Regions from separate parts of the Homo sapiens genome. Here region 2 is linked to region 1. The links are chromatin contacts, found by Hi-C or POLR2A ChIA-PET in ENCODE. All regions are on one chromosome and are shown on one strand. Each heading gives the region's core, a stretch centred on a gene start or an enhancer-like site at or near the end of the contact. The rest is flanking DNA. Distances are from core to core; before and after follow the strand shown. Region 1 holds the start of FHOD3 (formin homology 2 domain containing 3). Region 2 overlaps FHOD3 (formin homology 2 domain containing 3).

Region 1 (7,121 bases), core at 1,056-3,555:
AGGGGCCAGGGGAGGAAGGTGGAAGTGAGTGGATCAGTGATAGAGCCCCAGGCAAGAGCAAGTGGGATGAAAGGGACCCAGGGTCCAGGTGGGGGCAGAGCCTTGAATGGGAGGAAAAGTATGACTTTGGTCACCTTCTGAGAAGTGGGAGATGGAAGATGGAGAGGAGATGGAAAATAAGATGAAAGATGAAGAGGAGAGGGTGCTAGAAGTCATTCTGGAGAAATTATTTACCTTATTGACTAATTTCTGAGTCGAGGAAAGGGGCAGAAGCTTGCAGCAGCATCAGTGGAGTAAGAGGCTGAGGGGCTTTGGGGTGGAAGTGGGGCACTGAGTGGTCCCACTAGCAGCAGGCACTTGGTAGATGGGGCAGAAGCAAGCCAGGTACCCAAAGGACAGGTGGGACTGAAGGAGGGGTGTGGAGAGGAGGCCCCTGAGAGGATGGGCTGGGATCCGGGTTGGAAAAGTGATAGGAAATGAGGTGGCCAGGACTGGAGGGCTCTCTCAGTGAGGAGGGAGGTGGACGTGAAGGTGGAAGTGCAGGCGGCCCATCTCAGAGGGGAAGAATTCGTGCGTTTAGTATTCTGGCTGTGAGGAGATGCGGAAGTTGGTGGAGATCCAGTCTAGATCAGGGGTCCCTAACCCCGCGGCCGCAGACCGGTACTGGTCCGTAGCCTGTTAGGAACCGGGCCACACAGCAGGTGAGCGGCCAGTGAGCGAGCATTACCGCCTGAGCTCCGCCTCCTGTCAGATCAGCGGAGGCATTAGATTCTCATGCCAGAGAGAGCCCTATTCTGAACTGCGCATGCGAGGGATCTAGGTAGCGCGCTCGTATGAGAATCTAATTCTTGATGATCTGAGGTGGAACAGTTTCATTCTGAAACCATCTGCCCTTCCTCCCCCAAACGCCCCCCACCCCCACCCCACCACTGTCCGTGGAAAAATCGTCTTCCACAAAACCGGTCCCTGGTGCCAAAAAGATTGGGGACGGCTAATCTAGAGGATTCATTCAAAGAGTTAAATAACAAAGAAAGTAGAGCTAGAAGTTCGTCTGGAAGGAGCGGAAGTGTCGTGGAATTATTATTTTAAGATCAGGCATAAGTGTGTATGTGTGGCAGGGAGGGAGATCACGGAGAGGGAGAGGTTAAAGATGTGGGTGAGGCTGCTAAATAGGGATAAGGGTTTCTTTTCCCTTGAAACCAGAGGAAAGGGAGATAGACGCGTTATAGAGTCGCCTTGAAAACACTCGGATGTTAAGAGAGACTGGGTGTTATGAGGGCGATCTATATAAGGGGGGAGGAACCAGGAACTTGGCTGTGGCCTGGGAATAGGGAGAACCGTGAATTTTTCTTGAAAACGAAGGGGGTCGCCCGTGAGCAGCGAGGAGAGCGGTGGGAGGCAGCGCCGAGTCTTGCCGCTCCCGCCTGGCAGGGGCGGGCAGGACGCAAACCTTCCTTCCCAGTCCCTCGGTTACCAGGGCATCCCCGGCTCTCTGCAATTCGGGAACCTTGCCAGAAGGGCTCCCACCTCCCCAAGCCCCCGCGGCCCCACAAGGTCCAATTAGGGCTTTCGGCGGCCTAACTGGGGAGAGGCCGTGGTGATGCAGAGGTTTAACCAGCATCCGCCGGGAGCCCCGGGGTCCAGGCCCGGCGCTGGAGTCCCGCAGCGAAGCCTCGCAGCCCCCACGCCTCTCGACTCTAGGCTTGTGCCCTAAAAGCGGCCTGGGTTCCCTGGCGCACCCTCCTCTTTCTTAGCTTCTTTGTCCCTAAGGGAAACCTCCCCGTACCCTTAGGTGGGGCTCCCGGTCACTGCCACCACCCCTCTTGCTGCCGAAGCCGGCTCCCTGGCCACCTGGTGCCCTGCCGGGGTATTCCAAATCTGGGCAGCAGAAGCCGGCCGCCGCCGCCTTCATCTGGAAAGGCTTAAGCCTTCTCCGGGTGGGGAAGAAGTCAGAAGGCCGCCTGTCTCCCCGTCCCCCAACCCCCCAACTCCCCAACTCGGTCCTCCAGGCTCCGAGGGGTGCAGCTCGGCCCTGGGCCGCGGGGCGCACGTGCAGCAGAGTCCGGCCGCCCGGCCTCCCCGCCCCGCCTCCGCCGCCGGCCTTTGGCGCAGGGCTGCGGATGCCGCGCGAGCCGTCTCCTTTGCACTTTCCCGGCTGCGGTCCGGTCGTTCGGGGCAGCCCGGCCGGGGGTAGAGGACCCGGAGGAGGGGAGGAGCCGGAGGGAGAGGGGAAGGAGGGGGCCCGCCGGCCCCGCCCCCGCCCCGCCCCCCGCGGCCGGAGCCCGGGCTGCAGCCCGGCGCGCCTGAGCCTGCGAGTCCGCGAGCCAGCGAGCTGCGGCTGCGGCCTCCCCTGCGCGCAGCTACCCGGGCGTCCCGGCCCGCGGCCCCGCTAACCCCGGGGCCCGCGCCCCCGCGGCAGGGATGCATCATGGCCACGCTGGCTTGCCGGGTGCAGTTCTTGGACGACACGGACCCTTTCAACAGCACCAACTTCCCCGAGCCCAGCCGGCCGCCGCTGTTCACGTTCCGCGAGGACCTCGCGCTCGGCACCCAGCTGGCGGGGGTCCATAGGCTGCTGCAGGCGCCGCACAAGGTACGACCCGGCGGGGTGGGCTGGGCCCCCTGGACTCAGCCCCCTGCCGCGGTGCGCGCCGGGGTGGGTCCCGGGGCTTCGTGGGCCCCCTGGGCTGGGCTGGGCGCGGCCCGGGGGGACCATCGCTCGAGGGCAAATCCCCCTCCCCGTTAGACAGAAGGGCTCGAGGCACCCGCTGGTTGGCGCAGGACCCTCCGGGGCGGGCGGGAAGGAACAGCTAGAGCCGGGGGCGGGCGTGGCAGAGCAGGTGCCGAGCCGGTCCGAGGCGGGATGGAGAAGGCTCCCCCGAGCCGCGCCGTTAGCTCGGCCGGGTGGGCGGGGTGGGGCTAGGACGCGGGCAGTCGGCCTCGGCACTCGGGCGGGCACCAAGCGGGGCGCGGGAAGAAGCGGAGCGCCGCGAGACTCAGGTCCCTTGGAGAGGAGAGCTCTGAGCGACGGCCGGGACAAAACCTCCCTCAGGCCTCTGGGGCCGCTGCGGGCGGCCACGCGACCCTCGCGACAAAGCACGCTTCCCGGCGACACCGCCTCCTCCTTCCCCCGGGGGCGCCGCCGGGGACGCCGGCCGCACACTGCGATAGCGCTCAGGGTATCCCCCTTTTCTTCTGAGAAGCAGGTGGCCTTGGGAACCTCGGAGGAGCAGTCGCTGTGGGAGGAGGGGCGGGGGCGCGGAGGGGCGGCGCGCTCACAAAGCCTCAGCTTGGCAGCCCGAAATGAGTGTCCCCTGGGAAGAATGGCTGCTCAGTCTACCCGTTAGAGAGGTTTTTTTTTTTTTATTTGTTATTTTTATTTAAATAAAACCTTTTGCAGGAGGATAGGCCTCTTGCAAAGCATTTGTTGCAAAGAGGTGGGTATTGAAAGCTAATCATTTCGTTACCTAGGAAAACCCTTACTCTCACTTAGACAGATTGAATGCAGCTTGCAAAATTACCTTCCCAGTATTTTTTCTGCCTAGGATTCATATCAAAGCTTGGAGATGATTTATTTCTTGAGGGTCGACATTAACACATATTTGGAAGAGATAAGCGTTGATGCCCAAAAGAACAAAATTGATTTAAAAAAAAACCTCGGATTTCTGTATGATGTTGACCTGCTTTGCAAGTAGAGGAGGAGGTTGGTTGTGTGAGGAAACTGGTGGACTTTAGCAGTGGTAGTTTCCTCTCTATTAATGTATCAGTGCTTTCCTCCTCTACTTAGTTAGTAACGTTTTCAGGAATAAGGAATGGGGCATTTCCATCTCATTCTCTCCTGGTTGGTTCAGGACGGATACAGTCGTGGAAACCTCTCTGGCCACAAAAGCACATTTGATTGGGAGACAGAGGGTCGTCATCATCCAGAGTGATGTATTCTGGATTCAGCTGATCAGAATCACTTTTGTAAATTATTTGGTTCTTCTCAATTAGTTGATTCAGTGAAAAGTTTTCAAAGAGCTTCTTCTACATCATGATTATTCAGGCCACTACGGTCTCTGATTACAGTGATCTTTTGTTGAAACCACCAAAGGCTCATAATTGTGGCCCTGTGACCTTGAAGTGGTTTCCTTGGATTTCAAACCTTATATACATGGGTTGACCTTTCAAGCTGGGAGCTGCAGTATGTTTTCATGTTTCCATGGAACAGCCCCACAGTCTTGATCCTGGTCTGGTAGGAGAAAATCCTGATGCTCCTCCACTGCCCCCCTCCTCACCCCCAACTAGAAGCCCCAGCAGAGCAGTTGCACTGGCTTGCAGAACTTTCTAAGGTGTCCCTTATGGAATGAACAGAACCAGAAGTGGTTCTACAGAGACCCTTGACCTTTGTTTTGGGGGCCAGCCAGCCTCAGTCTCAGAATCTTTTGCCCGAAGACCCCTGCAGTATATTTAGATGTCTGGCATTGTTTTTCCCATCTACAGCAGAGTGAGCAACCGACTTTATTGATGAGGGTTCTGTAAAGCAGAAGTCAGGGCATTTATGTGCCTGGGTATACATTCATATTGTTAAGATGATACTAATTTCCATCAGAGAATCTTAAAATTGGATGATCCACCTTGATAGAAACAGCTGGAGTTTCAAGCACTTGGCATGTAGTGTATGCCCCACCCAGGCTCTGAATGCATGGTTTCCTTTCATACTACACAGCTCCATAAGGTAGGGGCTTTGATTGTCCCTATTTTAGAGATGAGGAAAGTGAGGGAGAGTGACTAAATGACCCACTTTTTGTGCTAGAAGTGGGGAACTGAGATTCAAACCAGCCCTGTGTGACTCAGGGCGTCGGTGCTGTTCTGTTCTGGGAACCAGGTATATGGCTGTGGACAGAAGCCATGCCTCCCGGGCTTCTCTTCCATTAACTGGAGGGGTTCACCCGGTCACCTTCAAGGGCCAAGCACTTTTAGGCCTGGGGACAGGTGAATGTTATAAATGAGTAAAAGCCTTGAGGCAGAATTCCTGGCCTGACACAGAGTGCATAGTCAGAAGTGGTAACATATAGTTATCAACTCTGCTGTGAATTAGCTATTGAGGGGTCTGTTGACCTGGGTGAGCTATCATACCAGGACCCTGCCACCAGTGAGGCTTTTTGGGCCACAGGGCGTGCTTCTTCCGGGTCCCACAGAGCCTGGTATTGACAAGAAGTGGAGTTCTGTGCAGCGAGCGCATTCTCAGTGGTACAAAGAGGGGAGAAGCATGAGCGTGGGACAGGCAGACACTCAGAGTGCTCTCAGCTCTCCTGCACATTCAAGCCCCTGAGGGAGTCAACTTTTTTTTTTTCTCTTTCTTTTTTGTGACAGGGTCTCACTCTTGTCACCTAGGCTGGAGTGCAGTGGTGTGATCATGGCTCACTGTAACCTTGACCTCCCTGGGCTCAGGTGATCCCTCCCACCTCAGCCTCCTGTGTTGCTGGGACTATAGGCATGCACCACCACACCTTGCTAATTTTTTTATTTTTTGTAGACATGGGGTTTCACCATGTTACCCAGGCTGGTCTTAAACTCCTGAGCTCAAAGTGATCTGCCCACCTCGGCCTCCCAAAGTTCTGGGATTACAGGTGTGAGCCACCGTGCCTGGCTGGGAGTAAACTTTTGACTGAAGTGGTCACATATACAAAAAAGTGTACAGGGTATAAGTGTGCAGTTGGGTGAATCTTCTTAAAGTAAATGTACCTGTGTAGGCAGCGCTGAGAAGGCCCCCTCAGAGGGTCCTAATTTTTAAAGCTCTCCTAGGGATTCTCCTGTGCTGGCAACCTTTGAACTGGACAACCTGTCAGGCCTTTCCTGGCTGAAACTTGAGTGTGGACATCTTTTCTTAACCTAATGATGTAGTAACTTAGTTCACGTCTGCTGACTCCATTAGAAGTTGAAGTTGTTCATTTAATAAAATTGTCATCTTATGCAAAAATAAGAGATTGTGCTTATTATGCTTTATCATTTTTTATTTCTTAAACTGATACATTATTTTAAAAAACTTCATCTGCTTATAGTAGTTCTAGGGAATATGATTAAATAAACATTAGTTTTCTAACAAAAAGTTCAAATCAGGTGCCATATTCTCATTGGGGAGATGTTCATTTTGATGGTTATATGTTCTAGGTTGGGCTAAGCAAGACATTTAGTTTTTGTTTTGAAATGCTGCAAAAGTAAATGTTTATTTCTGGCTTAATATTTTAAAAGAAAAATGGTAATTATAGGAGTTCTAATTTAGAAAAACCTCTGCAGTAGCATTCATAGAATCATAGTCCTTTTAAAGCTTAAAATGTGTTTGGATTGATTTGTGCTACTGGCATTTAATGATCTAAGGATTCTTTTTTCACTTTGATAGCCAACACTGGAACTGTAGAATATTTTTACAAAACACTGGTGACTTTTTTAGTGTACATGTTAAAATGACAATTATTACTTAATGATTTAATTCAGGAAATGTTTTGTTGCCCGGAGTGAGCTGGACAGAGTGGAGTTATAATAGCTGTCATGTCCTAGGCATTTGCCTGAGCTGAGAACCATCCTAGAGGGACATCAGCTTACCAAGCCCATGGCCATTCGAGGGCCAAGTACTGATACTGTTGCAGCTCATAGAAGGAGAGACCAAGATTGGAAGGAAGTCACCTGGTCACATGAGTGAGAAGTTCCGAGTTGGCATGTGACAGCAGGTCTAAGCTCTTAAGGACTCCACTTTTGTGTCCTGAATGTTCTCCTTCCAGGCAGCCTGTCCACATTTCAGCGTGCATCCTCTCATTGGATTAGCCTTGAGTGTACTGTGTTCATTCCTTTCTCACTACCCTTGTCTTTGTGGTTGCCTCGCTGCCTCAGCTATCCCATCTGTAAACAGCTGATTGCAGTGAGGATAGAATCTAGCTACTCCAAGTGTGAGCTGTGTATCACCTGGGCTGTATTAGAAATGCACACTCAGGTGCTGCCACCGCCCCTCCCCCCCGACCTGCTGAATCAGAACACATGCTTCACCAAGATGGCCTGGTGATTTTTGTGCACACTGCAGTCTGAACAGCATGGATTACAGGTGATTTAGGTCAGGCTCTCAGTACATGGGGGTTCTCACTGTC
Region 2 (7,273 bases), core at 4,324-6,823, 330 kb after region 1:
CAGGTGCTGATATGTCCCTGTGAACTGAGATGACAGTGGCTAACCTGGCCTTGCCTCAGCCGAGCTCACATGAGGGCAGCTGATTTTGCAATAGCTAGGTTTTCTGCACATAGGTGATGTTAAAGCCATATACTGTGGTTAGCTATCTGAGTCTTTATATTCTCCATTCTCTCACATGGAAGGACTGGGTTGTGAAATGTGACTAAGAACACCCACAAGGCTGGAGAACTTGCATGTTTGGGGACTTGGAACTGTGTTATTCCATGGTTGCGAAGTCAGAAGTTCTGTGTGATTAAGGAATTTATGGGCATCTTAGGTCACTTCCTGTGAGAGAATGGATAGGGGAAGGCAGTCATATTCATTGAGTACCACAGAGAAGGCCCTACCCTAGATGCTTTACACAAGTTACCTTTACATAAGTGATTCTCATCACAAACCTGCAAGGGCAATTCTATTACCTTCATTTGGTGAGCCAGAGAGGGTACAAGTAATTTATGACAGGGCACACCTGGTTCATTAGTGGCACAGCCAGCATGCACACCAAGGTCTAGTTGACACCAAAACTTGTATTCTTTCTGCTGTCCAGTTTTAGAGAATGTAGGCGTAGGCATAACAATTAGAGGCCAGAGATAGAGTCCCTGGCTACGAAGAGTCATCATGGATAAGGAGCAGAGCTGGGTGCTAGAAGAGAGGTGGAGGAGAGTTACTCAGAAGGACAGTTAGTTTTAATGGGAGGTGAGAAAGCCATGAAGTAAGATCCAGGACAGAGTGAGATTAAGAGATGGAAAAGCTGGTCTTCTGCAGAGGGCGCCACCTAGACACAGGGCTAAAAATATCCCTTGGAGAAAGGCAAAGGGTAAGAAAGAGTATGGGACCAGTTGGCTCACATTTCCCCATGTAAGCCGGAGTGGCAAAGTGCAAGCCAGTTATTTTTCTGCACAAATATGCGTCACTCTTAGGAAACTTTAAAACAAATCTTAATTCTAGGAGTTGTCTTTTTGTGTTGTGTATCTTTGTGACTTGTGTTTGCAAGCTTCTGGTAAAACTACAGGCTCCACTCCAAATCCTGAACCAGGCTGCTGTGATAGCCTGATAGTGCAGCAGCTGTCAGCCAAGATTTTGAAATTAAACAGTACCTGCTGTGGCACTAGTCCTCTTAGAAAGATTTATGGGTGAGGCCAGTTCCCATTCACCTGGATCTTGTGGCTCTGGCCACTTCTGAGCACCCTCTTTGGGAAAGCGAGCTCAAGACTGATAGGGAACCGGCCACCACTAGGCTTCAGGAGAGATTCAGGCTCATGGAGCAGAAAAGAGACACGGGTGGGCAAGGAGATGGTGAAGGCCCGGGAAATGGAAATGCTGGGGTACAGAGTTAGTTAGGTCCTATCCGATTACAAAAATATTTCTCAGACTCACTGGTCATATTGGCTGCCCGCTTCGTGTCTGTTTGATGGGAAGAACCTACAGTGGCAGGCATCTTCCAGTGCCCAGGCTGTGTTTGGCTTGGACACATGTGGTTGTGAAGACCTGGCAGGGAAGCTGAGGCGTGCAGTTTGCGAAGACAGAGTTAAAAATCCCTATTAGGGCAATCCTGAAATGCAGTCACACCTGAGGTCTGTGAAAGGATGCCAAGCCTGACCTTGCACTGGGCGTGCTCTGCTTTTCCAGGTGGCGCTCAGGCACGAGGATGGCGATGAGACCACGGAGCCACCCCCCAGTGGGTGCCGGGACCGGAGGAGGGCCAGCGTGTGTTCCAGTGGCGGAGGCGAGCACCGGGGCCTGGACCGCAGAAGGAGCCGCAGGCACTCGGTGCAGAGCATCAAGAGCACCCTGTCGGCCCCCACCAGTCCCTGCTCCCAGTCAGCTCCCAGCTTCAAGCCCAACCAAGTGCGAGATCTGCGTGAAAAGTAAGCATTAACTTGGCAGTGGAGAGGGGTGCAAGGATGCCATCCAAAAGAGAGCCCACAGGTGCCTGCCACTCTCCCCTCCCTGCTGGCCACTTTGTCCCCCACCCAGCATTGCTCCCTACCTCTTCTTGACCATTAAACCACCAGCCAAACATCTCGGTGGATTTCCCACACAGGGTGGCCCCTGGCGACTTTTACAGACTTCATCTTACTAATCCCAGGAACTGTTTTTCAGCTACCTGTTTTTAAAAAATATTATTTACTATCTCAGTTAATATCTGTTCAGAAAAGCTGTGTTTTATCAAATGGAAAAGACTTCAAAACACAAAACTTTGGCCTAGAAATAACCACTGTAGGAATGTGGGGTTGGAAGAGTCTCGCGATACTCCTGACAATACAGGGATATCTCTGGGTTGGTTTAAGTTAAACAGAAAAAACCCATATGAGTTTCCAAATAGCTGTCTCTATATATTTCAGTACACACTAATTCCATCATTTAGTCTGAAACATTTTTATTGAGTGTCTGTTAGAGGCCAGGACTACTTGAAGCCATGAAGATACATAAATAGAAAGGTATGATCTCTGTCCCTTTGAGCCTCACGTTTGGGCTGGGAGGAAGACCGAGAATGGTAGATAGAAAAAAATGGAATGATTGGCAATCCTATGAGATATTATATGTATTTAAAGTATAAAGTTTGACAAAATCTGCCAAACCCAGAGTGGTTCTATAGTATAGAGGTACAACAAAAGGCTGGCCATGCCTGCTCCAGAGTCTGGGTCCAGTTGTATCTTCCCAAATGGATGCTCTGAGGTCACTGGGATGAGGGACTTTAGGCTCCAGTCTCTGCCACCCAAATCCACAGGGGCTGACTAACACATTCCCATCCTGCTGCTGATAGTCTGGAAGCAGGAAGTGCTCATATCACTTGGCTGGATCATCCTCCCTCATCATAGAGATCCTCCTGGGAGTCAAATTTAGGTCACCAGGCTACATTATGAGGAAGAAAATCACTCAGAATAAGTTGGATGACCTTAAGAAAGAGTGATCAAGATATATCCCTCCTCTCCATCTCTAAGGGAATACCCCACCAGCACCAAGAGGTGCCCCAAACAATCTGATACCCATGGAATCATTTGAGCAGGACCCAGGCCATGCCTTCAGATACCTGTTATCCCAGGAGGAGGAGGGACTGGTTTGAGATAGATGTGCAACCATGGTCTATGTTGACACCCCTCTTCTACCTCATAACCCCAGATGCCCTCTCTCTACAGGCTTTTATGTTTCTGAGAGTCTGTGTACAGCTCTATTTTAGTGAAAAGAAGACCTAAACTTCTAAACATATTAAGGAAAGAGAACCTTTACCATGAGCATTGCATTTTGTGATCTAGAATCTTAAAGAAACTCAGCCAATTCTCAAAGAAAAAGCCCTCGAAGCTCTCTTCCAGCTGGCTTGAGAAGTTAACATGAAGAGAATTGAGGAAATTGTACACAATCCTCTGAAAAAGGCCTGTATATAAAGCCACCGAAGATGCTGAGGGTAGGAGTTAGGTGGACCTTGTCAGTAGTACTTGGTGTTCTCCTGCTTCATCATGTTTGTTCCTTGTCTGTTTCTTGCTGTTACACTTTTCGAGGATTCCTGTGTTGTGAGTTCAGGTGACAATGCTTTGCAATAGGCTGGTAAGGATGATGATACGGAAGTGGACCATCCTGGGCACGGTTCACAGTCTTGAAGTGCTGGGCTCGGTAGGATCTGAAACAGGAGGCCAGAGATGCCACTCTGAATGCTGTTTGCTTCATTCTTTTTGGAATTTCACTTTACTGGAATTATTACTTCAACATTAATTTAGTAGCATTTGAGCAAAATATACTTTGCAGCTTGTAAAGATAGGTGATGTTTTATCTATCTAGATTGATGATTATGAAGTGACTTCATTTACGAAGCCTGTTGGAGGGATTTTGCCTGTGGCCCCAAAGTGACGGCATGATTTTGATGAGGTGGGAGTGCGATAGTGGGAATGCAGTGGTGAAATGCTGATTGGGAAATGATTTCTTCCTGCATAGCTTAGTCACCTGCTCAACATCTGTGCCTCAAACAGTACCTCAGAGTCAAGTGGCTCATTGTGTTCTGTCCCCTGCAGACCTTGAAAGACACAGAAGCTGCCTCATGTACATATATGCACATTGCTCTTCATCCCTGCAAACGCCCTGGCCGCACCTAACGCTAGCTTATAGCAACATGCCTTCAGATGCCACATATGAAGGATTTGGGGCTAGATTTTATAACTCAGTCACCCAAGTGATGCCAACTTTTGTAAAGAAGGGAGAAATATGTTTTAGAAAGGGGTTCATATTGTTCTAAAAAAATATAGGGCAGTCTCCACTCAGATGGTCCTTTTGCATCATTTGAATTTAACTCTCACGATCATCCTCTGTAAGATTCAGACAGGACAGGTTTTATTAACCTCATTGTACAAGTGAGAAAACAGATGGGGCTAAGTGCCTATTCCAAATCACAGGACTAAGGGCTATGACCAAGGGCTGGGCCCTTGGCTCTTAATATCCAAAGTATACAGACTCCTTCCCAGTCAACCACATCCCAGCCAACCACTCCTAAACATATTCTTCAAGCGAGATGATTAGAGAGACAATTTGATTTACATTCCTTGTAGGTATTTTTTTGTTTGAGGTAAATACAAAAATTCAAAGACTTGGAGAGAAATGCTTAGTCTCCCTGTAGACTTAAGCCAGCTATGTGCTTTAATTCTAATAAAGACTAATAAGAGCTTGAACTCAGATTTGTTTGCTTTGGTTTCTTAGGAAATACAACTCTACACTGAGCATTTGCCCAGTAAGGTACAAGTTTATTGGTCATTGGTCAACTAAAAGCATCTTTATGGGACCATGTGTGTCATAATGAGTTTCATCTTTGCACTTAAAGTTTACAAATTTCATTGGAAGGGGAAAAAATCTTAGTGCTAGAAAGTTCTTAAAATTTAGCCCAAAGCAGGAGCCCTTTCTGTCAAGTTCCCAAGAGATGGGGTACACTTCCAGGCATGGGTGCTCTTTCTCCTGAGGTACCCCATCTGCCCTTGAACTATTCTGTTTATCCTGGTTCTTCCTCTGTTGACAAAAACAGGGCTGCTTCCTGCTCTGTGTGTCAGTCCTTCTGATACCAAACACTGCATGGGACTTAACACGTGAACTTTCAGTTTCATCCTGCTGATTTCCACACAACATTCCAAACTATAGAAGTAATTTTGAACTTCATTTAGTCACTAATGTTAACAGTTGTGCCATGCAGCTTTCAGTCATGTGTATATTTTAATATACGTGGAAGAGTGACCTGGCAGATAGTGGATGTTGACAACTGGTTAGGGAGTGGAGGGTCCAGACTAGTGCCACGTGCCTCAGCAGCAGGGTCTGCAAACTTTCTCTGTCAAGGGCCAAGTAACATGTTAAACTTGGAGTACCAGACGGTCTCTATTGCAACTACTCAACTGAATTCTGCCTTTGTAGCACGTCAACAGCCATCAGCCACTGGTACTGGCATGAGCATGGCTGCATTCCAGTGACATTTTATTTATAGACACTGAGATTTGAATTTTACATGTCATGAAATATTATTCTTTTGATTTTTTTTCAACCATTAAAAATGTGAAAACCACTCTTAGCTCACAGGCCGTATAAAAACAGGTGGTAGGCCAGATGTAGCCCACAGGCTGTAGTTTGCCAACCCCTGTCCCAAGGGTCTGGGTTTCTTGAGGGAGGTTGGGGGAAATTGGCAAAGGAGAGTATGTGGCATATGAGAGAAGAATCCACTGTGTTATGTGTGAGGGCTATGGGGAACAGTATTCTTAGATTTGGTGTTAGAGCAAGGAAGTCAAAGGAATATTCCATGAAGAGATAGAGACTATAGGGGACTTTGCTGATGGCTGATCATGAGTTCCCAGGGCACAGAGGAAGATTGAGGGGTCGGAGAAGGGCAAGAGATAAGCCAGATTGAGGGACACATGGAGAGGGAGGGGACTATGTGATGAGTCCAGGGAAGATTGGACTGTGCAGGCCGGGATTGGTCCCAGTGGTCCCTTCGGGCAGTGGTTCTTGACCGGGGTGATTTTGCCACCTAGGAGACATCTGGACACATTTTTGGTTGTTATAACTGGGACGGGGTGGTGCTGCTGGCATCTAGTGGGTGGAGTCCAGGAATGCTGTTCTACTTAGTGCAGGATAGCCCCCTGCCAAACAAATAATTATCTGTTTTAAAATGTCAGTAGTGTTGAATCTGAGAAATTCTGCCTTAGGGGAAGGCAGATCGTTGGTTATGTAATCCACATGATGCTGAGATAGAGAGTGTTTTGGCTATTGGAAAGGGTAGTTTTCTTAGAAGCATTTGGAACTCTGTGCACCTACCTTAAATATTCATGTGCATGGGTCAAAATTGACTCTTTTTCAGAGAATATAATCAGCTAAAACACAGATCTATAGAATATATTTCTAGTTTAAAAAAATCCATTGGCATTTTACAAACAAATGTCATGGAAACAGATTCCTTAAATGAGATATGAATTGTCTTTCACAGCTGACTGGTTACTCTGGGCTACTACATGGTTTACAGTAGAGTCTTTTTTTTGATTTTAAGTCCGTTTAGCAAAGTTTCACGCTTCAAATTCTCAGGAAATATGCTTGAACACTTTTAGGGGACCAAGCCTTGACTTAATCTCATGCTACTCTCAGTAACTGAAATGCCAACAAATCCAATTCTAATCGGCTTCATACACATCCATCACTCCAAAAAATTGACATAATGGAATGTGACACCAGCATAAAACAAGTTGGCAAGAGAGAACAATGATTATATAAGAGAGGTGTGACAGTCTACATCCAGGCTTCACGAACCTGTTCAGAGGAAGAGGAACCTGGCACAGTCTCACCAGAAATGTTCAAGTGGAGCTGAGGAATCTGCATTGAGAAGCAGCAGTGGGCAACTCTCCTCTTGGCTGCCGATACTTTCAACTGATGGTCAAGAAGGAAAAAAGTTACATATAAGAATTGCTAATTTTTTTCCATGTAAGTTACACTAGGGTTACAGAAAAATTGACTAATGTATGTTTCACAGAAGTCCTCATTCTAATAAATGCAAAGTGATAAGGATATATAAATGGGTCTTGTGGGAGTCAGGAGTTGTAGCCAAGCCTTGAGCTTGTAGTCAGGAGAACAGTAGTCTGACCTACAGACATACTTGACCCTTGAGCAGCAGAGAGAAGATGTGGCCTAGCCTCAGCTGGTTCCAGGAGCAAAAGAGACCATGCTTAGGTGGGCTCCAGGCCAGGAGTACTGATGCGGCAGTGGAGAGCCCACTTGAGCT

The links. A loop is a pair of places that touch in the nucleus more often than their neighbours do. ChIA-PET counts read pairs that join two places held with the same protein, here RNA polymerase II (POLR2A). Pooled maps may share reads with other maps.
Region 2: a loop to region 1 is called in a map of Right ventricle myocardium inferior, with 4 times the contacts of the local background. The contact joins the enhancer-like site here to the promoter of FHOD3 in region 1. A Hi-C loop is called at or near these places in 3 of 168 maps with a recorded cell type or tissue (Right ventricle myocardium inferior, chondrocyte and mammary epithelial cell), 5 of 37 single-sample maps with no recorded cell type and 7 of 50 pooled maps. POLR2A ChIA-PET finds 5 or more read pairs at or near these places in 1 of 52 experiments (activated T-cell).

Annotation. Positions count from the first base shown.
Region 1 is chr18:36,295,408-36,302,528 of GRCh38, forward strand. FHOD3 (formin homology 2 domain containing 3) reads left to right here and starts at 2,306. Exons shown (of 29, transcript NM_001281740.3): 1 at 2,306-2,593. The coding sequence starts at 2,429. RefSeq lists an enhancer at 1,152-2,129 and silencers at 2,069-2,358, 2,479-2,548.
Region 2 is chr18:36,623,843-36,631,115 of GRCh38, forward strand. It overlaps FHOD3 (formin homology 2 domain containing 3), which reads left to right. Exons shown (of 29, transcript NM_001281740.3): 10 at 1,669-1,907. Among named protein-coding and RNA genes, the nearest start is that of TPGS2, 200 kb to the right of the region's middle. Within about 2 kb of position 5,574, at least 3 of the 41 ENCODE cell types and tissues checked have a DNase peak (open chromatin) inside an H3K27ac peak, as active enhancers do.